4 separate regions of the Homo sapiens genome follow, and regions 2, 3 and 4 are each linked to region 1. Evidence: chromatin loops called from intact Hi-C (ENCODE). Cell type or tissue: PC-9. All regions are shown on one strand.

What was found. Hi-C counts contacts between places; a loop is a spot of excess contacts. Peaks named below come from ENCODE experiments on the same cell type or tissue, not always from the same donor. Only the 100,000 strongest peaks of a DNase experiment are listed, where the experiment ranks them.
Region 2: it touches region 1 in a loop (10-fold over the local background); 4 of 110 quality-filtered maps call a loop at or near these places.
Region 3: it touches region 1 in a loop (18-fold over the local background); 2 of 110 quality-filtered maps call a loop at or near these places.
Region 4: it touches region 1 in a loop (10-fold over the local background); 5 of 110 quality-filtered maps call a loop at or near these places.

What each region holds. Positions count from the first base shown.
Region 1 is chr3:72,625,558-72,630,557 of GRCh38, reverse strand. The region is part of intron 8 of LOC105377161 (a long non-coding RNA gene); the gene reads left to right. Among named protein-coding and RNA genes, the nearest start is that of RYBP, 180 kb to the right of the region's middle. In PC-9, no CTCF peak of the experiment used is centred here; DNase peaks (open chromatin) are centred at 1,077, 2,287, 4,437 and 4,787; H3K27ac peaks cover 4,624 bases.
Region 2 is chr3:72,479,954-72,484,953 of GRCh38, reverse strand. No RefSeq gene overlaps it. Among named protein-coding and RNA genes, the nearest start is that of RYBP, 36 kb to the right of the region's middle. RefSeq lists an enhancer at 1,945-2,445. In PC-9, no CTCF peak of the experiment used is centred here; DNase peaks (open chromatin) are centred at 73 and 1,913; H3K4me3 peaks cover 849 bases; H3K27ac peaks cover 908 bases.
Region 3 is chr3:72,336,858-72,341,857 of GRCh38, reverse strand. No RefSeq gene overlaps it. Among named protein-coding and RNA genes, the nearest start is that of RYBP, 110 kb to the left of the region's middle. RefSeq lists a silencer at 2,348-2,457. In PC-9, no CTCF peak of the experiment used is centred here; DNase peaks (open chromatin) are centred at 2,527 and 2,887; H3K27ac peaks cover 1,836 bases.
Region 4 is chr3:72,456,700-72,461,699 of GRCh38, reverse strand. It overlaps LOC105377160 (a long non-coding RNA gene), which reads right to left and starts at 3,079. Exons shown (of 3, transcript XR_940961.3): 1 at 2,790-3,079; 2 at 2,575-2,687. In PC-9, no CTCF peak of the experiment used is centred here; a DNase peak (open chromatin) is centred at 3,119.

The sequences.
Region 1 (5,000 bases):
ATGCCACAAGCCTTGAAGCACTTGCAGGAAACAGCTGCACACAAGTGGATTTCCAACTGAATTCTTTAGATGGAAGTTTGGCTCTTGTAGGATCATGTAAAGGAGTCTTTCATTTCCCCTCTGTGATTGTCATTCTGTTTGGAATAAGGGCAGCTGGGGATGCCTCTCCTTTGCCCATTACATCCTAAGGCAGAGGTGGATTTGGGGGCCTTGGGTTAGGATTGGGGATAGGGGATGTCTGGGGAGGGACTCCTTGCTGTGCCATTCCTCCACATTTGGAGACCGGAGGGGAAGACCTTGGTGTCATTTTGAGATTCTTCTATTAGGGAACTATATCCATTAGTTATTGCTGCAAAGCAAATGACTCCAAAACTTGATAGCTTAAAACATCATTTACTCACCTTTAGCTCACAATTGTGTAGGTCAGCAATTTGGCCAGCCTCAGCCAGGCAGTCCTTTGGGTCTGTACTGGGCTGGTCTGGTCTCAGATGGGCATGATCAGCTGCCAGGTTGGCTTGCGACGGTCTCAGCTGAGATGACTGGGGCTGTCGCCATCCAGCAGGCCATCCTGCTCTCGCACAATGAGAGCTGGGCTGAGATGACTGAGGTTGTCACCGTCCAGCAGGCCAACCTGGGCTTGCTCACTTGGTGGTGGAAGGGTTCCAAGAGCAAGCACAGAAGAGCATGAAGTCTCTTGAGGCGTCAACTGAGAACTGGCGCCATGTCACTTTTGCTGCATTCTGTCAAAGCAAGTCACAAGGCCCACCCCAGTTCTGGGAGTAGAGAAAATAGCTCTGCCTCTTGATGGGAGAAGCTGCAATGCATTTTGGCAATTTTTGCAATCAACAACAAGGAGTGATTTTCCAGATCTGCTTCTCAAGGCCTAGGGCTTCCATGGAAAAGCCACAGGGGCCACTGTAGGTTCAAGATTAAAGTTTGGGCTATCCTCTCGCACCTTTAACCCGAGGAACTCACTTTTATCTGCAGAATATATTGGACTTCCAAGTAAGATCTCACTTGAACAAAGGTTGCCATGGTTAAAAGACATTGAATACCAATTAGTTAGAAGTAATTGTCAGGCTCTCCCTACCTGCTTCTGACCTCTGTGACTCATAGAATTGCACTTCCTGTTTTCTGATAAAAGAGAACTAGTGCCAAGAAGTAGGAAGATTCTGGCCTTGCTCATTCACTCATCAGTCTCTGTATCTCCAATCCTCATACAATCTCAGTGTTCTAGGCTGCAAAAAGAAGTGGAAGACAGTAATGCATAGAAGAGTTCAAACTAAAGCCAGGCTTTCAGGGTTCAGATCTCAACTTCCTCCGTTGCAGTGTGGTCATAGGAAGGTTACTTAACCTCTCTAAGCCACAGCTTCTGCATCTATAAAATGGGGTGAGAATATCTATTGCATGGATTAAAAAAAGATAATTTGTACAGCATAAAAATTACTCAAATCATGTTTACTATTTTTATGATGTAGTCTTCAAGTTCCCTTAACATTCTAACAGATTATATTCCCTATGAAATTATGGTGGGCAGTGCCAATTTCCAGTTGCTAGGTGTTCTGGTTTGGGATTTTTTTTAGGAAGGCATTCAGCAAAACAAGCCTCTGCTCACTGGCCTGCCACCAAATGGTAAAATTCAGCTGTTTGAGATTCATACCTTTGGCTGAGTACATTAAGGTGTTCTTATTCGTTAATACGTAGTTTGATTAGATCATTTTCTCCATGAATATTAAGCTGAACCCTAGGCAATGAGCAATGTGAACTTTGATGGAATGTTTTTCAGAGGAAGGGAAGATGATGTATGGGTGAACAGGAGAGAAGATAAGTTTGGGCTGGCCATAGCAGAGTTAGCGGGTGGGGAGCAAGGAGGTTGGTGCCTGAATGAAGGAGGGGACCCCTTACGCTTCCAGGAGAAGTGCCAAGAGGCACTTGGCATACTTTCCTGCTGTGCCTGGAGCTGAGAGTCTTCGTACCTGGTGCACAAGAAAGGAAAATGTATCCTCCAGCTTTGCCCATCATGATTCTGAAATGCTTTCAGGCACCCCAGGCTGTGCGGGAATATTTAAAGCCACCATGATTACCATTTGCCATCTGACAGGAAGCAACTCTGTGCCCCTGTATGAGAGAAGAGCAGTTATTTTCTAAGGTCCCCTGGGGCACGTTTTGGTGTCTCGGGGAGGAGAATCTGCACCCTCACCCCGCCTTCCTTTGGCAATGAGCAGGTCATCCATCAAGTTGGTCCTGCCCAACAGGATCTTCCAGATCTCTCAGCAGAGGCCTCCACTCCACTAGGTCTAGGCAAACAGGCTCCAGCTTGCTAAGGCCGCGGGCCTGATGGGAAGGGCAGGGCCAAATGGCCCCAGCCTGACTTTTCAGATGCTGCACGCAGACTGGGGTGCACTGAGGAGCAGTGCCTCATCTTGGGATGACAAGATGTGGCCAGGGGGTGTGTGCCTGGATTCCACAGGCATCAGCAAACACCTGGCTTCCTTTGGTATCAGGCAGAGGTGCATCTGGCTCTCAGCCAGCTGTCTATGTGGAAATATTCCACCCCTCTTTTAAAATTGCATTTTCATATCAAAGACAAGCTAGGGAACCAAGAGGCCCTTATTGGAGGGGAGCATTGTTTTTCAGGATTTGCCTTAGCATTTTTTTTACCTAGCAAATTCTCCTAAAATATTTTAGAGTTGTACTTTTTTGGTTTTGTTTTTTGGAATGTCTATCATTTTTATCAAACAAGTCATCTGTGGGTGCTCACTATGGAGAAATCTGAGGAAGAACAGATAAGTAAAAGTTTTGTTTACAGTGAAAAATTGCTTATAAATAATTTTTATTAAATTATCTATTTTTGTTTTTTCATCATTTTCTGTTGAGAGCATATCCTATCATTTGTTTACAGAATTCCCTGTGTTTAGGAATTTAGGGGTCTTTACAGGCTCCCTGCCCCTGCAAAAATCCCCGTGAGATGAAGCCCCAGTTGCTGGCAGTGGTAGTGGGGTGGTAACTCACTCTTCTCACTCTTTATTAACTGCCTGCTCTTGCCTGTCTCATTTCTCCACTTCCTTACTCATTTCTGTTTCACCTCCCAAATAAACCACCTGCACTGAGATCCTGGTCTCAAGGGCTGCTTCTCAGGAAACCCAAACCAATGCAGCTATCTACTGTTTTTGAGTATACAGTCACGTGCCACACAACGACTTTTCAGTCAATGATAGACTGCATATACGATGGTGGTCTCCTAAGATTATAATAGAGCTGAAAAATTTCTATCACCTAGTGACATCTTGATGGTCCTGACCCTGTGCAGGCCTAGGCTAACATGTATGTTTGTGTCTTTGTTTTTTTGTCTGTTTGGTTGGTTTTAGTTTTTTGTTTGTTTGTCTTTTTGAGACAAGGTCTTGCTCTGTCACCCAGGGTAGAGGGCAGGGCAGCAATCATGGCCCACTGCAGCCTCAGACTTCTGGCCCCAAGTGATCCTCCCACCTCAGTCTTCCCAGTATCTAGAATGACATACTGGAGCCACCATGCCCAGCTAATTTTTATTTTTTTTTTTATAGAGACCAAGGTCTCACTATATTGTACAAGTTGGTTTCAAACTCCTGGCTGCAAGCGATCCTCTCACCTTGGCTTCTCAAAATGCTGGGATTACAGGCATGAGCCACCATGCCTGGCTCTTTTTCCTTTTGCAGGGAGTGGGGTCTTGCTATGTTGCCCAGGCTCATCTTGAACTCCTGGCCTCAAGTGATCCTCCTACCTCACCCTCTCAAAAACTGTTTAAAGAGTTTAAAAAAAAATAATTTTTAAATAGAAAAAGGCTTATAGAATAAGAATACAAAGAAAGAAAATATTTTTGTACAGTTGAAAAATGTGTTTGTGTTTGTGTTTTGTTTTTTGAGACAGAGTCTCACTCTGTCACCCAGGCTGGAGTGTAGTGGCACAATCTCTGCTCACTGTAGCCTCTGCCTCCACCTCCTGGGTTCAAGCAATTCTCGTGCCTCAGCCTCCCAAGTAGCTGGGACTACAGGTGTGCGCCAACACACCCAGCTAATTTTTGTATTTTTTAATAGAGACGAGGTTTTGCCATGTTGGCCAGGCTGGTCTTGAACTCCTGGGCTCAAGTGATTGCCCGCCTCAGCCTCCCAAAGTGCTGGGATTACAGGCGTGAGCCACCACGCCCGGCCTGTGTTTGTGTTTGAAGTCTTATTATAAAAGAGTCAAAAAGCTTTAAAAAAATTAGAAAGTTTATGACATTAAAAAGTTACAGTAAGCTAAGGTTAATTATTGAAGAAAGAAAAGTGTATTTTAAAATAAATTTGGTATAGCCTAAGTGTACAGTGTCTATAAAGTCTACTGTAGGGTACAGTAATGTCGTAGGCCCTCGCATTCACTCACCACTCACTCAATGACTCACCCAGAGCAACCTCCAGTCCTGCAAGCTCCGTTCATGGTAAGTCCCCTATACAGGTGTATCATTTCTTATCTTTTACACAGTGTCTTTACCGTACCTTTTCTGTGTTTAGATGCACAAATACTTACCACAGTATTACAATTGCCTGCAGCGTTCAGGACAGTTACGTGCTGTACAGGTTGGTAGCCTAGGAGCAACAGGCTACACCATCTAGCCTAGGTGTGTAGGAGGCTCTCCCACCTAGGTTTGTGTAAGTGCACTCTGAAATGCTTGCACAATGATGAAATTGCCCAATGATGCATTTCTCAGAGCATAGCCTTTTCACGAAGCGATGCATGACTGTACACCATGTCTCCCTTGACCAGCATTGGATTCGCATACAGCTTTTCAGGAGTGCTCTTGCCTAATGTGGATTACTCAGAGGTCGGGGCTTTCCTGATTCACTTAGGCTACGTTTCAGTGCACCACCCGGGTTTGGCAACTTAACCTTCGGCCTCCAAGTTTCTCATCCTATGCTAGACTTTCGCCAAGGCCTCCTTGTTACTAATGGCCAGTGCTTGGCCATCAGTAATGACCAACCTCCTGTAAC
Region 2 (5,000 bases), 150 kb after region 1:
TAAACCTCTTTCCTTTATAAATTACCCAGTCTCAGGTATGTCTTTATGAGCATACTTTATGAGAATGACTAATACATTATGATATCACTTCAACACTTTGAAGCCGACCCCATGGGCATGCTGGTTTTATACAGATTACATTTGGAGTACATGCTGAGCACTGTGCCTGAGAGACACACGGTAGGTAGTCAATGAATGGCCACAGAAAGAATGAGCAGTCACTTTACAGCATCTGTGCTGAGCCCCAGCACCTCTCAGCTCCCCCATGCCCAGGGACACTTTAGATGTCCATCAAGCACTAAAATAGCAACACTTATAGGAAGGCATGGGCAAACTTGTAGTAGCACTGGCAAGTACGCTTATGACCTTTTCCTCCAGTTTCCTTTCTCCCTATATATTCTTTAAAGCAAAGGGTTGCAGAAGGTCAGAATGGAGCATGATCTTTGTTCCACGAGTATGTTGTGCTTTGATTAAAATATTCCCAGTTACAGGCTCGGTGAGGTGGCTCGTGCCTGTAATCCCAGCACTTTGGGAGGCTGAGGTGGGTGAATCACTTGAGGTCAGGAGTTCGAGACCAGCCTGGCCAACATGGTGCAACCCCGTTTCTACCAAAAAATACAAAAATTAGCCAGGTGTGATGGTGTGTGCCTGTAGTCCCAGCTACTCAGGAGGCTGAGGCATGAGAATCGCTTGAACTTGGGAAGTGGAGATTACAGTGAGCCGAGATTGTACCGCTGCACTCCAGCCTGGGCGACAGAGTGAGACCCTGTCTCAAAAAAAAAAAAAAAAATTCTTAGTTACATGAGAAGCAGGCCAGTGTTGCCTTCATGGCATTCCCAATTGAAGCACTTATCCCTATGAAGTGACAAACTCTATACATACTATAAAGGTTAATAGCTGGCCAGGTGTGGTGGCTCACACTTGTAGTCTCAGCACTTTCGGAGGCCAAGTTGGGGGGATTGCTTGAGCCCAGGAGTTCGAGACCAGCCTGGGCAACACAGTGAGACCCTGTCTCTATGAAAAGTAAATAAATAAATAAATAAATAAATAAATAAATAAATAAATAAAAAGTTTAAGAGCCCAGCCTGTGGAAGCAAGATGACTTTAATTAAAATTAATCCCAGCTGCTTTATGAACCAGCTGTTCTTGGGACGTCTCAGAGCCTCAGCTTCCTCACCTGTAAAATGGGCATGATAGTAATATCTTTCTCAGGGGCTGTTGTGAGGATTTTGAAAAGCAATGAACATAAATGGCTGACATTCCACCAATACACACTGAGTAAAGTGCCTAGAACATTTTCAGCCCTCAATAAATATAACCTATTAAAACACATGTTCTGCTGAAGCCAGAATCTATGATTCTTCCCTCTCACTCTTAAATAGATTTTTAAAAAAGCATTTGATCTAATTATGTTAAAGATATATATACAAGGGGAAGACAGAAAGAAAACATACTATGATCTTTCCTGTTTGTCTACGTGTGTGATGCTATATATAATTTTTATTTTCTTCTTTCAGGCCTCTTGTGTTCCAGATTCTTTTGCAGTGAGCATATATATTAGTTTTACGACCAGAAGATAAGCCTTGACAAATGCTATCTTTAAAAGAGAAGAAAATATCGAGGCAAACTGCAGCATGATTTTATAGAAACTGAGTGAAAAAAAAAAAATCCCAGCTAGATGGAGAATTAGATGTTTTCTGGTCAAGAGCTTATTGGGAGGGAAATGACATCAATTTGGGTTCGCATCAGCTTGAGTGAAAAATCATAATGCAAAATGAAAGTACACGGGGCGGGTGCGGGGAGGGGCGCTGAACCCACGCTGGGATTTTGCCGTGTGAATCATCAAGCTAGAAATGACCTCAGGAGGGCATGTGGCCCCGCCCCCACCCCTCACCTCGGGAAGGTTGCCCAGCGACTTTTCAGGACAAATGAGCAATGGTCCTATTTATAAGCCCTCTAGGAACTAAATCTACACACATTTCCTTCCTCCTAAGCTTCAGGCAGTCTTGATTTAGCTTTTGCAGGTGCCCTCAACTAGCATTCTCCAACCTACTTCTCCTTCTGCCTGGAAGAGGCCTGGGAGTTGTCCCAGATCTTTCCTACCTACCCCTGAAGGACCCTGGGTCCTTGAGCAAAACCAAATCCCCCGGAAGTCAGTTTTGTCAGCTGTAAAATAGGGATAGGAAGGATTTGAAGAATGCCTAGCTGGGAGTGAAAAGGAGGCCTTCCAGTGCCAGAGGCCGTGTCTTTAACCATGTCTATACCTCCCTGGTGGGAAAAGGCAAGACACAAACAGAGGTAGCTTGTTTACAACAAATTGACAGGAATTTGAAGTTGGGGGTGGCAAGCTTGTTAAGAAGAAGCCAAGGCCACAGAGATGGGAAGCAGGAAGGGATTGAGAGGAGAGGGTCCAGAGAAAAACAGAGGCAGCTCAGGAGAGCAATGATTAGCAAGGACATCTCTAGAGCAAGAGAAGCCCCCGGTGTAGGGACAGTCCAGAAAACTCAAGAACCAGGATGCTATATTGCTTTTTTTATTTTTATTTATTTTTTACTTTTTAAAATATTTTGAGATAGAGCCTCGCTCTGTCACCCTGGCTGGAGTGCAGCAGTGCCATCCTGGCTCACTGCAACCTCCACCTCCCAGGTTCAAGTGATCCTCCTGCCTTAGCCTCCCAAGTGCCTGGGATTATAGGTGTGCACCACCACACCCGGCTAATTTTTTGTATTTTTAGTAGAGACAGGGTTTCACCGTGTTGGCCAGGCTGGTCTCAAACTCCTAACCTAAAGTGATCCACCTGCCTCCCAAAGTGCTGGGATTACAGATGTGAGCCGCTGCACCCAGCCAAGAACCAGGATGCTGTGTTCCTGTAATTGACCAGATATGCAGGACTGCAATACCCCTTCCGTTATCCACAAACACTTTTGGGAACCAGCTTTGTGTTCATGATGCTATGAGGCATGGCAGATGTGAGGTGGTCCAGGGGTAACAGAGATGGGGAGAGAGAATGGCAGCTTCAGGAACAGAGGATGATGGCTAAGGACCAGATGACAGTGGTGACCGAGGGCGTAACCCCCACTGACCAGGAGAAGGTATGTCTTTCTGGAAATCTGTGGAGTTTTTGAAGATGTGTCAGAGTGCTGCAGTGGGGCTGAAACCATTTTCTTTGTTTGTTAAAGAGTGATTACTGAGTTCTGAAGAACCTGGGGCTCTCCAGGAGGGAGGTTTTCTGGGTGACAAGTATTAGCAGTGTAAAATGAGTATTAGTGAAGTGCATTGCTAGCAGCATTTTTTTTTTTTTTAAAGGCAGAATCTTGCTCTATCACCCAGGCTGGAGGGCAGTGGCAGGATCTCGGCTCACTACAACCTCTGCCTCCTGGGTTCAAGCGATTCTTGTGCCTCAGACTCCCAAGATTACTCAGGGTTACAGGCACACACCACCATGCCTGGCTATATTTTCAGTAGAGACAGTGTTTCACCATGTTGGCCAGGCTGGTCTCAAACTCCTGGCCTCAAGAGATCTGCCTGCCTTGACCTCCCAAAGTGCTGGGATTACAGGTGTGAACCCCATGCCCAGCCTGCTAGCAGTTTTGATGTTGGTATTGTATTAGTATTAGTATCTATCTTAGTCTGTTTGTGCTGCTATAACAAAATACCACAAATTGGGTAATTTATCAATTTATTTCTCACAGTTCTGGATTCTGATAAGTCCAACATCAAGGAACTGGCAGGTTTTGTGTCTGGTGAGGGCCCAGTCTCTGCTTCTAAGATGGTGTCTTGAATGCTGTGCCCTCCCACGCAGAAGGCAGAAGGAAAGGCAAAAAAAGAACCAAACTGCCTCCATCAGGCCCTTTTGTGATAGCATTGATCCATTCATGAAGGCAGAGCCCTCCTGATCTAAACACCTCCCCAAAGGTTCCACCTCCCAACACTATTGCATTAAGGATCAAGTTTCCAACACATGAATTTTGGGGGACACATTCAGATCACAGAAATATCCATATTCCTTCCCCTCCCTCAAGTCCTGGATGAGCTCCTACGTGTATTCTCCTAGGGCCAAATCAATGAACCACTGCCCAGACCCTGCCTCCCTGCATGTTGATGAGAGTGGCATGTGGTATTGAATTAAAAGCCCTCCAGAGGCGAGGAGATACACTTATTGCTCCCTTATCCGCATGCCAGGTCACTTCATCATGAGAGGAAATTAAATTGGCTTGGAATGAATTGCTCCTCCCAAAGCCATGCTGGTCCCTAAACCTTCCTAGATGGCTCCAAAGCTGAAGGGTTGATTATCTATTGCAGCATAACAGATTTCTGCTCAGTTAAATAGCCCAAAGTGACAATACACTCACAGTTTATTCTCTCACACAGTTTATGGTAGGCAGGAAAGAGGGAGTGGCTCATTGCATGGTTGTGGCTTGGGGTTGCAGTCAGGAGGTCACCTGGGCCTGTGGTCATCTGAAGATCTGGGCTGGAGAATCTGCTTCCAAGATGGCTCACACCTGCTGGCAGGTTGACAGGGAGGCCTCTGGTCCTTACTTGCAGGACCCCTCCATAGGGCCACTGGAGTGTCCTCATGACATGGCAGCTGGCTTCCTCTAGAATGAATAACCCAAGAGAATATAAGGCAGAGTCACAACGTATTTGTATTAGTCAGTTTTCACACTGCTATAAAGAACTGCCTGAGACTGGGTAATTTATAAAGAAAAGAGGTTTAATTGTCTCAGTTCCACATGGGTAGGGAGGCCTCAGGAAACTTACAATCATGGCAGAAGGTAAAGGGGAAGCAAGGCAAGTCTTACATGGCAGCAGGAGAAAGAGAGAGAGGGGGGAATTGCCAAATGCTTTTAAACCATCAGATCTCATGAGAATTCACTCACTATCATGAGAACAGCATGGGGGAAATCACCCCCATGATCCAATCCCTTCCCACCAGATCCCTCCCTCAACAATTACAATTCGAGATGAGATTTAGGTGGTGACACAGAGCCAAACCATAT
Region 3 (5,000 bases), 290 kb after region 1:
GAAGAGCTGCACAGGCCATGACTGATCAACCCTGGTGTGAACAGCACCCACTAGAGCTGTGTGAGGTGGTAGCAACAGTGCTAAGTGCTCATTCATTCTTCACAGTGACCCCGTAGGGTAGGGCCGTATGCCCACTTTACAGATGAGGAAGGAATTATGGGGCAGAAGGGACACACTCACAGCTCCCTGGAACATATTTTCTAAGCATTTATTGAATATTTTGTTAAATCCTCACCATGACCCAGTAAGATTGGTGCCATAACTATTCCCATTTTACAGATAGGAAAATTGAGGCTCGGAGGAGAAAAGCCACTGGCCCATGGTTGCAGATCTAGTAAACATGTGAGCTGGGATTCAAGAGTGGGTCTGCCTGGCTCCTGAATCTGAGGTCTTAAGCCTCTGCTGTGCTGTCCTCCCGACTACACACCTCTAGAGCCAGAGACCGGGCCCTCATCACTGTTGTTTCTGCCTGGTTCAACAGAAGAAATGCTCATAAAAACTTGCTGAAGGAATGAATGAGGAAGGAATGCATCAGGAGGTGGCCCTGAAGTTCCTTGGCTATGACCTTGGGGATGCTTTATTACCTGGCGTGTTGTAATTTACAGTTATAAGTGGCTGTGAAGGTCAAATGAGCTCACCTCCCCAGCAGCCCTCTGAGAACAGGACAGCAGTGTTACCGTGGGAGGGATTTTCCTGGGCCCACACCCAGGTTCTCAGCCTCCTGGGGAAATTCTGCCTTTCTGGCTGCCCTTACTCTTCTCAGCTTCAGAGAAGAGTCTGGCTTTTTCTTCAGCTTCTGGAGGGCCTGAGACTCTGGGCGTTCCTGGAAGAGGCTCCTGTCCCCACCAAGGCCTATGTGTGACACCTGGGCCCTTGGCTCTTACCTGGGGGAACCCCAGAAAATTTCCTCCTGTTTTCACCTCCCTGTCCCTGGGGACCAGGCCCCAGTGGCTGTGGTATCAGGAGCAGCTGGTGCCTCCCAGAGGGTCTGTAAGATCCTTTGGGGAAGCAGGTGGCATTTCAGGGTGGCTGCGGAGGGCCCAGCTGGGCTCATCGGTGGCACCATTACCAGGCTGTGCCCCTGTGCCTCCCAACACTTTGGGGCTGAACGTCATGGCTTCCCAAGTACATGCGCGTCAAAGATCTTGATTAATCCTAATGCCTCCCAAGAGATGAGGATTAATCATTGTGCAGGTTCACATTTCTGGGTTGTTTACTAGGTGCCAGGCACCGAGCTGAAGTCTTCATGTGGATTGTGTTTTTCCTCCTCATGACAAGCTTATGAAGTAAGTGCCTTTCTTGAGCCCGTTCCCATTTGTGAATGGGGACACCGAGGCGCAAAATGCAAAGCTCCCTGCTGGAGACCACACAGGTGGTGGCAGAGGCATCTGGGCACCCAATCCGAGTTCTGCCAAGTGGCTTCTATCAGAAACAGCTGTTTAACTGATGAAGCAACTGAGGCTCAGAGAGATGGAGTAACTTGCCCAAGGTCATCGACCCTGCCCCCCAAATTCTGCTGCCCAGCATCTTGCGGGAGAGTAAGGGAGGGCTGAGGCTCACCACCTGCCCGGGCTCTGGGGGACAGCCCCAGGGGGGGCCGGGTGTGGGAAATGCCCTGGGCTCTTGAGGGCTGTGGGCCTCTGTTTCCCCAGCTATAAAATGGTGGCGGTAACAGAGGTGTGACTGACAGACACATTGCTCCTTCCTAAGACTTCTCCAGCCCTGCATTCCAAGACCTGGATTTTCTAGGGCAGCGTTTGGCCCCAATCCAAGCCCCATAAATGGCTGCCCGTGGCCCGCCCCACCCCCACCCAGCTATCCTCTCTCCCCCAGCCCTATAATTGGAGTCCTGTAGGTGAGTTATTGGCTCAATATGTTTATAGGTTCCCCCAGCTCCCCTCCCCCCTCACCCCCAAACAAAGGAGCTATAAGACTAGAGCCAAAACACAGCTCCAAGAACGTGTGCCTGTGACCCAGCCCCCGCCAGGGTGAGGTGGAGAACTTTCCGTGTGGCCCATTCCTGGGCAGGGCCTACTCCTCTTCTCCCTCCAGCGGCTCCTGCTTCCCTCTTCCTGTCCCTGCTGCTCCACAGAAGCTGCTCTGTCCCCTCAGGCTGGGCCAGCTCCCACTGCAGCACTTTAATGGTTTTGGGAAGGGTAGGGACTGTGTTGACAGGCTACCTGGAGGCAGTTGGCCAGGAAAGTCAGTCAGTCTGCCCTTGTCTCACAGTCAGACTCCGAGACACAGCCAGGGCCACACAGTGAGGCATGGCCACGCACACCGTGAGTCCCAGGCACGGTCAGCTGGTCTGTTGGCCAGCCTCAAGCAGTCAGCCAGTTGGCACACTGGGCCAGTCAGGGAGTTAGCTGTTGTCTCACAGCCAGACTTGCCTATACGAGTCAGGGCCACCCAGTCAACGCCCACTCACATCAGGAGTTGCAGTCACAGCTGGTCAGTCAGACACCCAGCCAATCTCAGTCAGTTGGTCAGTCAATTAGTCATTGTCTCTTGGTCAGATTGTGTTACACAGTCAGACATGGCCGCTCACACAGTGAGTCACAGCCGTGGTCAGCAGGTCTCCTGCTGCCTGGTCAAACTCGATCTGTCAGCCCATCAATCAGTCAGTCAAGGCAGGGTTAGCCAGTCAGCCAGGAGTCATCAGTCACCCACATAGCCAATCAGATTCAGCCACCCAGTCAACACATTCAAGTCAGTCAATCCACAGGTTATTGTCTCACAGCCAGACTCAGTTACATTGTCACAGCCATCCAGTCAGACAAAGCCACTCACCACGAGTCACCCAGCTGTCTCTTGGCTGGCCTGTTCATCTCAGTCAGTCTCTGGCAGTTGAGTCAGCCAGAGTCAGTTTTCCATGACTAAGGCAGGTGGTCAGTCCACCCGGTCTGTCCTGTGAGTTGGGTGTAGTCAGTTTCATGGTTAGTCACAGGTAGCCGTAGGCTGTGCCACAGCCACAATGAAACACCAGGCAACCAGCCAGTCAGTTGATCTCAAAATGTCAGGCATGCAATCAAGGCGGTCAGTCAAGACGCAGGGGTCACAGTCAGACCCACGGTTACCAAGTCAGTCTGGAAGAGACAGCCAATCCCAGAGCCGGCTAGTCAGTCAGTCAAGATCATCACTGACGGCTATCAGTTAGGAGATCATAGTCATCCAGACATCCAGTCAGTCTGAATCAGCCTGCCAGTCACACTGACTCAGTTATTCCCTCAGTCAGCCAGGCAGGCAGTCACAATAGTCAGTCATAGTAAGCTGCCTAGTTATCCAGTCAGTTTGAATTAAACAACCAACCAGTCAACCATACACCAAACCCATTGTCATCAACTGGCCAGTCAGTCCATCATGCATGTGGTCAATGAGTTGGTCTCCTTGTCAACCTGTCTCCTCACCAGTCATGTTCAATCCACTGAATCCATCAGCCCAGTTGCAGTTGGCCCAGTCATAGTCACAAGCTCCCACAGTCCATGGCCTGGTCAGTCCAGATCACAGCCAGCCAGCTACAGTGAAACCCACAGTGACCATCAGTCAGTCAGTCAGTCAGTCAGTCAGTCAGTCAATCAATCATCTAACCTTGTCAACACCAAGGCCCTGACTGACTTCTTACAGTATCACATGAATCACTAGCGATCACTGACAGAAACCCTAGATCAAACCGAAAGCATGCCTTGACCCTCTTCAGCAATGTCCAGAATAAGTGGTCCCCAGTCAGCCAGCTACTCCTATTCATCAGGAAGGATAGGGGCAGGGGGAGGCAATTAAGTTGACATATGAGTTCAGGGGAACCCACTTGTCAGCCAGAGAGGCCATGGGGCTGACGGCCATGGAGAGAGGGCAGAAGACCCTTGGGACAGTTTTCCAGTCCACCACCTGGATGCCCCATGAGGGTTTTCTCAGAGCAGGGACCCCCAGTGCCCTTTCCAACACCCCTGCTGTCCCCAGGTAGGGGAGAGTGAGAGTATGAGATACCCCTGCAATCGCTGGCCTCCTCCTTTTGCCTCCCTCGCTTCCCCCTTCCTTTTCCTCCCTCTCCTCTTGCTCCTCCACTTCCTCGTCACTTCCGCCTTGCTCTACATAGGTGAACCTAACCCACCCACACTCAGATCCTGTCCTGGTGTTCCACAGTGCCAGTCCCTCCCCCCCACACACACACCACACAATCACAAACACTCCCACCACACACATACACACACCAGTCACAAACCACCACACATACCACACACATACCCACACACCACACACGTACACCCACACACCACATATACACACATACACACCCACACACATCACACACATACAGACCCACACCCACCACACATACACACACACCACACATACACAAACACTCCCCGCCACACACCAGACACCGTGTGCATGTGCACATACCACATGCATATACACACCCACACACACCACATACATCACATATGCCACACGTCACACACAGACACCACACTCACACATAGCCCTCGCACACCACACCCTCCCACGTGCACGTGCACTTACAACACAGGGCACACACACCACACATGCACACATGCATATACCACATGCACGTATGCACACCACGCACACACACACATACGCTACACAGACACGCACACACGCCCTGCTTCTTGGCTAGCCTCCTCGTTTTGGAACATCCTGTTCCAGGCAGCCTGGGAGAAGGCGCTCAGACACTCCTTGGGCCGGCCCCTCCCCCTCTGCTCCCAGGGTTTCCGCCTCCTGTCGCCGCCCTTGCTGGGGTAGGGGGCGGCCTCCTGGCATAAGCCCGAGCACAGTGTCCTCCTGGGTGTGGACTCTTTCTGCAGGAACTCCTCCTTCCAGCTCCTCTGGAGGAGAGGGATGAGCGGGGGAAGGCTGGGGACGGGAGGTGTCTTGCTCACTTCATTTCTCTGCCTGGGGGCCCCCCCCGCCGGCTTCCCTGGAGTCAAGCAGGGCTCCCCAGGCAATTCCGTTACCTGGGTGAACACTGGCAGGAGTCC
Region 4 (5,000 bases), 170 kb after region 1:
GCTTTGTGTTTAGGCTTTGTATGCCTCTTCGTATCAACAATTCATAGCATTCCTGGGCTTATTGGTTCCATTTTAAAGATAAGAAAACATCAGTGATGGCTCATGACTATAATCCCAGCACTTTGGGAGGCCGAGGCGGGCAGATCACTTGAGGTCAGGAGTTCCAGACCAGCCTGGCCAACATGGTGACACCCCATCTCTACTAAAAATACAAAAATTAGCTGGGCATGGTGGCACACGCCTGTAATCACAGCTACTTGAGAGGCTGAGGCCCAAGAATCATTTGAACCAGGGAGGCAGAGGTTGCAGTGAGCCGAGATCATGTCACTGCACTCCAGCCTGGGTGACAGAGCGAGACTCCATCTCAGAAAAAATTAAATTAAATTTAATTTAAAAAAAAAGATAAGAAAACTGAGGCTCTGAGTGATTAAGGGATCCTCACCCAAGGCGGCATAGCTAATAAGTAGCAGGAATGGGAATCCCAACCTAGGTCTGTTTGAATCCAGAGTCAAGTTCTCAGCTATTAAACTCTAATGGTGCCTTCTCAAGTAGCCCCTCCCTTAAATAGAGGTGTTCTCCAGAGTTCTGTGTTTGGCTCCTTTTTCTCCTCTCTGCCCCTGTCTCAGCTGGGGCTTCTTCTCAGCCTTTCCTGTAGTTAACTCCTCTATGATATCTTCAGCCAAAATCTGTCTTCTGATGCTGGTTTCCAACTGTTTTCATGCTATCTCCATTTGCATGTGACACAGCCTCCTTGTAGAGGTGGGGTGGTGTACTCCCCAACTGCCATTTCATTCCTGATGGTTGGCTAAAGCCAGTGATTATTTTAGGAGTGGGCTCATGACCCAATTCTGCCAGTAAGACACGAAGGGGAAGATTGCTGGGGACGTCTGGGAAAGGTTTTTCTCCCTCCTAAGAAGACACATGAAAAAATGGTCCCTCTTCTTCCTTTCGATGCTGCACCTTGTAATATTGGAGTGGTGACAACTGTCTGCAGCCATGAGGAGAACCAATGTCAGGTTGAAGCTAGTAAGAAAAGGATGGAATCTGTGTGCTTACGAACAAGTTGATTGTACCTCATCTGGGACTGGAGCTTTCAACTATGTTGAATATTAATAATACATTTCCTCACGGTTTGTATGGGTTTGTTGTTGCTGTGGTGGTTGCTACTTGCAGACACAAGCGTCCCAAATAACACACTGTATTCATCATATCTATAACTTAGGTCAATATTTCCTCCTCTAAACAGCCTCTCCTCCTGTGACTCTATCTCTGTGAATAGCACCACGATCCACTCAGTCACCCAAGTCAGAAACCTGGGTATTATTCTTGACTCCTCCCTCTGCCTTATCCAGAGTGTCCAATCATGAATTAAGTCCAGCAGCTTTTACTGTTGGAAATCTCTTCATTTTTTCCCAGAAACCCTCTCCGTGTCTTTTTTAGTTATTTGTTATTTTTACTGGTCTTCTGTTCCCTTTCTCACTCTGATCCAAGCTACTACTATCTGCATTGTTCCTAAAGACATTTAAAAAAATTCAATGTAAATTCTATAAATTTCCCAATTATAGTCTGTGAATAGGCCATCATTTTCTTCAAGATAAAATCTAACCATCATCAGTGAATAGCCCACCGTTGTCTTCAAGATAAAATCCAACCAATCAGCATGGTTCGTAAGATGCTTCAAGGCAGAGCTTACCTCTCTGGATGCTCACATCCACCAATCCACATGCACTCCAAGTTCCAGCACACTGGTTGCCTTGCAGTCCACAAGGCTCTTCTCCTTAGTGTCACCACATGTGCTGTTCCCTGACCTTGGATACCCTTCCTGACTTGTTTCCCTGAACCATACTGCTTGGCCAGTATGCTCCCATACACTTTGATGTGTGTCTCTCATAACATAGCAGGTAGGAATTTCAGACATGCCAGAAATGTCTTTCCTTATTGTTCTCTCTCTGTCACCTTGATTTTTATTTTGAACCCATATCCTGACTCAATTTCAGTGCTAAGGGGGGTGTCTATCTGGTCTCAGGGCATGTGTTAATCACAGGTTGCCATAGAGATATCCCTAGTTTCCCCTTCATGGCCCCTTCAAGTCCAGGAGTTGTCTTGGCAATGCCCAACCCAGGCTAGAGATCCTGGAGGCTCTGCACAGTGGCCTGTACATAGACACACAACCACTGCCACTCCTGCTCCGGGGTCCGGCCACCTTCCCACAGCCCCATTTGTAGGCAGGCTCCCCCTCCTCTCTGGCCCACAGCCCCCTCTACCTTATGAACTTTTCATCTTCTCTCCTTCCCCGGTGCCTGGAGGAAGCACTCCCCTGACCTTCCTCCTTCCAAACATTTGTCTATCCCCCACCTACTCTCAGTTCTCCTACCAGGGACTTCGGGGGTTTAGAATTACGGATCAGGGAACACGAGAGGCAGAGATTGACGGGCCTTTTTTGCTTCTCCTCTGCCACATTTCCTAAGACGGGCAGCATCAACAGTCTGCTTGAGAAAGGGGAAAATACTGGCAGACAAAAGAACATAGGGTGACAAGTGACCAATCACCCGGCCACCTCCCTGTTCCCATCACCTGCTCATGTGCCTCCTTCTTCCAGACTGTGAGGCCTGCAGTGTCCGTGATCCTTGTATTGTCAGCACGTGGTATCTGGCTCATAGTAGGTACTTCATAAATATCTGTCAAGACTAAAAATAAAAGTAAGAAGAGAATGGACTTGGAGTCAGGAGACCTGAATGCATCCCGCCAACTGTCTTCCCAGTTGTGTGACCTTGGGCAAGATACCCTACCTCTCTTCTCTTGGCGGTAGCAACAGGGAGAAGAAGCTCTGAAGAGGTGAGGGACATGGCGCCCTTCAAACCTCTGCAGCTGGTACTTCCCCCTCTTCCCAGCCTTCTCAGATTCTGGCTCCATTTTACCATCTTCCTGTCATGCTTCAAGTGACCCAAAACTTTTATATCAGGTGCCTCTCCCCCTTGCAAAGCTGTTTTGTGTATAAATAGATTTTTGCCCTTCCTCCTCCGGGTGGGCCCCTTTCCTTCCTTCAGTTAACAACTTTCAGGATTCTTGAGTTCCAGGGATTTGGTTTGTGATGAAGTACAAAGAACTGGAAATTCTGGTTCTGCCACACCCTGGCTGTGGGGTTGGACCAGTGTCTAAGTCTTAGTTTCCGCATCTGGAAGATAGAAATGATCATAACTGACTAACTAGCTCCTTCAGAGCCTGGACTCTGGAGCCCAAGCTGCCTCGGTTCAAGTCTCAGCCCAGTCACTTCCCAGATGTGCGACTCAGGGTAAGTGACTTAACTTTACTGCTTCTTAACTTCCTAATTTATAAAAGGGGCACTGTAATATAATCTACCTCATATGCTTATTGTTAATATTCATTGAGTTATTAGTTCATTAGTTAACACCTAAAGTGCTTAGCACCTTGTCTGAGTAAGCACTCCCTATGTGTTGGTTATTATTATCTCATAGGCAGCCTCTCTCTTGTTTTTGTTTTTTGGCAGGGTCTCGCTCTGTTGCCCAGGTTGGAGTGCAGTAGCATGATCTCAGCTCACTGCATCCTTGACCTCCCTGGCTCAAGCGATCCTCCCACCTCAGCCTCCTGAGTAGCTGATTACAAGCATGCACCACCATGCCCGGCTAATTCTTGTATCTTCTGTAGAGACAGGGTTTTGTCATGTTGGGCAGGCTGGTCTTGCACTCCTGAGCTCAAGCCATCCGCCCACCTCGGCATTCCAAAGTGCTGGGATTACAGGTGTGAACCTCTGCACCTGGCCAGGGCAGCCTCTCTTTAGCTACCCACAAACTCATGATGTGTGGATAAGTTTGCTGGGTCTGCTGTAACAAAGTAACTCAAACTGTTCTACTTAAACAGCAGAGATTTATTTCCTCACAGTTCAGGACCTAGAAGTCCAAGATCAAGGTGTCAGCAGGTTTGGTTTCTCCTGAGGCCTCTCTCCTTGGGTTGCAGAAGGCCACCTTCTTGCTGTGTCTTTACGCGGTCTTTCCTCTGTGTGTGCATTTGTCTTCATTTTTCTATGTAGAGTGTCTAAATTTCCTCTTCTTATAGGGTTACCAGTCAGACTGGGCTCACCCAAATGGCATTATTTTAACTTAATCACCTCTTTAAAGACTCTATCTTTAATACAGTCAAACTCTGAGGTAGCCAGGACTAGGGCTTCAACATATTGATTTGGGAGTGGGGGTGGGGACACAGTTCAGCTCATAACAATGTGTACATAGACCCGAACATTATTAGATGTTCCTGTGGGTAAGTCTCTTTCTTAACCTTACTCTTAATGAATGTCAGGATATTTGAGTTCTAGGGATTCCATTTGCAGCATAATAGAATCTGCAATCAGAAAAGCAGGTTTTGAAGTCCAGGTACAAAACCTGGAGAGTTGCAGGAATGAACTTGGATGAACTACATACCCTGCCAGTGTCAATGGTAATTCACACAGAGGCAGCTGTGAGAGGCAACAATGTATGTGAAGGCCCTCTGTGATCTCTCTGCCCCTGGGTTTTTGCCTCTGAACTAAGACAGTACTAGATGGATGGTCTTAACTCTTCATTCCATCTTCAACATTCTATGACTCTGACTCTAAGGGTGGAAATTCAAGTATCAAGGACAAGCTGCCAGTAGCCGAGCACAGTGGTATGTGCCTGTAGTCCCAGATACTAGGGAGGCCAAGAAAGGAGGATCTCTTGAGCTCAGGAGTTCGAGACCAGCCTGAGAAAAATAGACCCTTGTCTCAAATATAAAATAATAATAAAAAAAGAACAAGCTGCTGGGGAAGCAATTTCTGGGCCCGGGGCTTTAATAAACATTGCAGAACTGGCTAGGCGCAGTGACTTACGCCTGTAGTCCCAGCTCTTTGGGAGACTGACGCAGGTGAATTGCTTGAACCCAGGAGCTCGAGACCAGCCTGGGCAACAGGGTGAAATCCCGTCTTTACAAGAAATACAAAAAGTAGCTGGGCATGGTGGTATATGCCT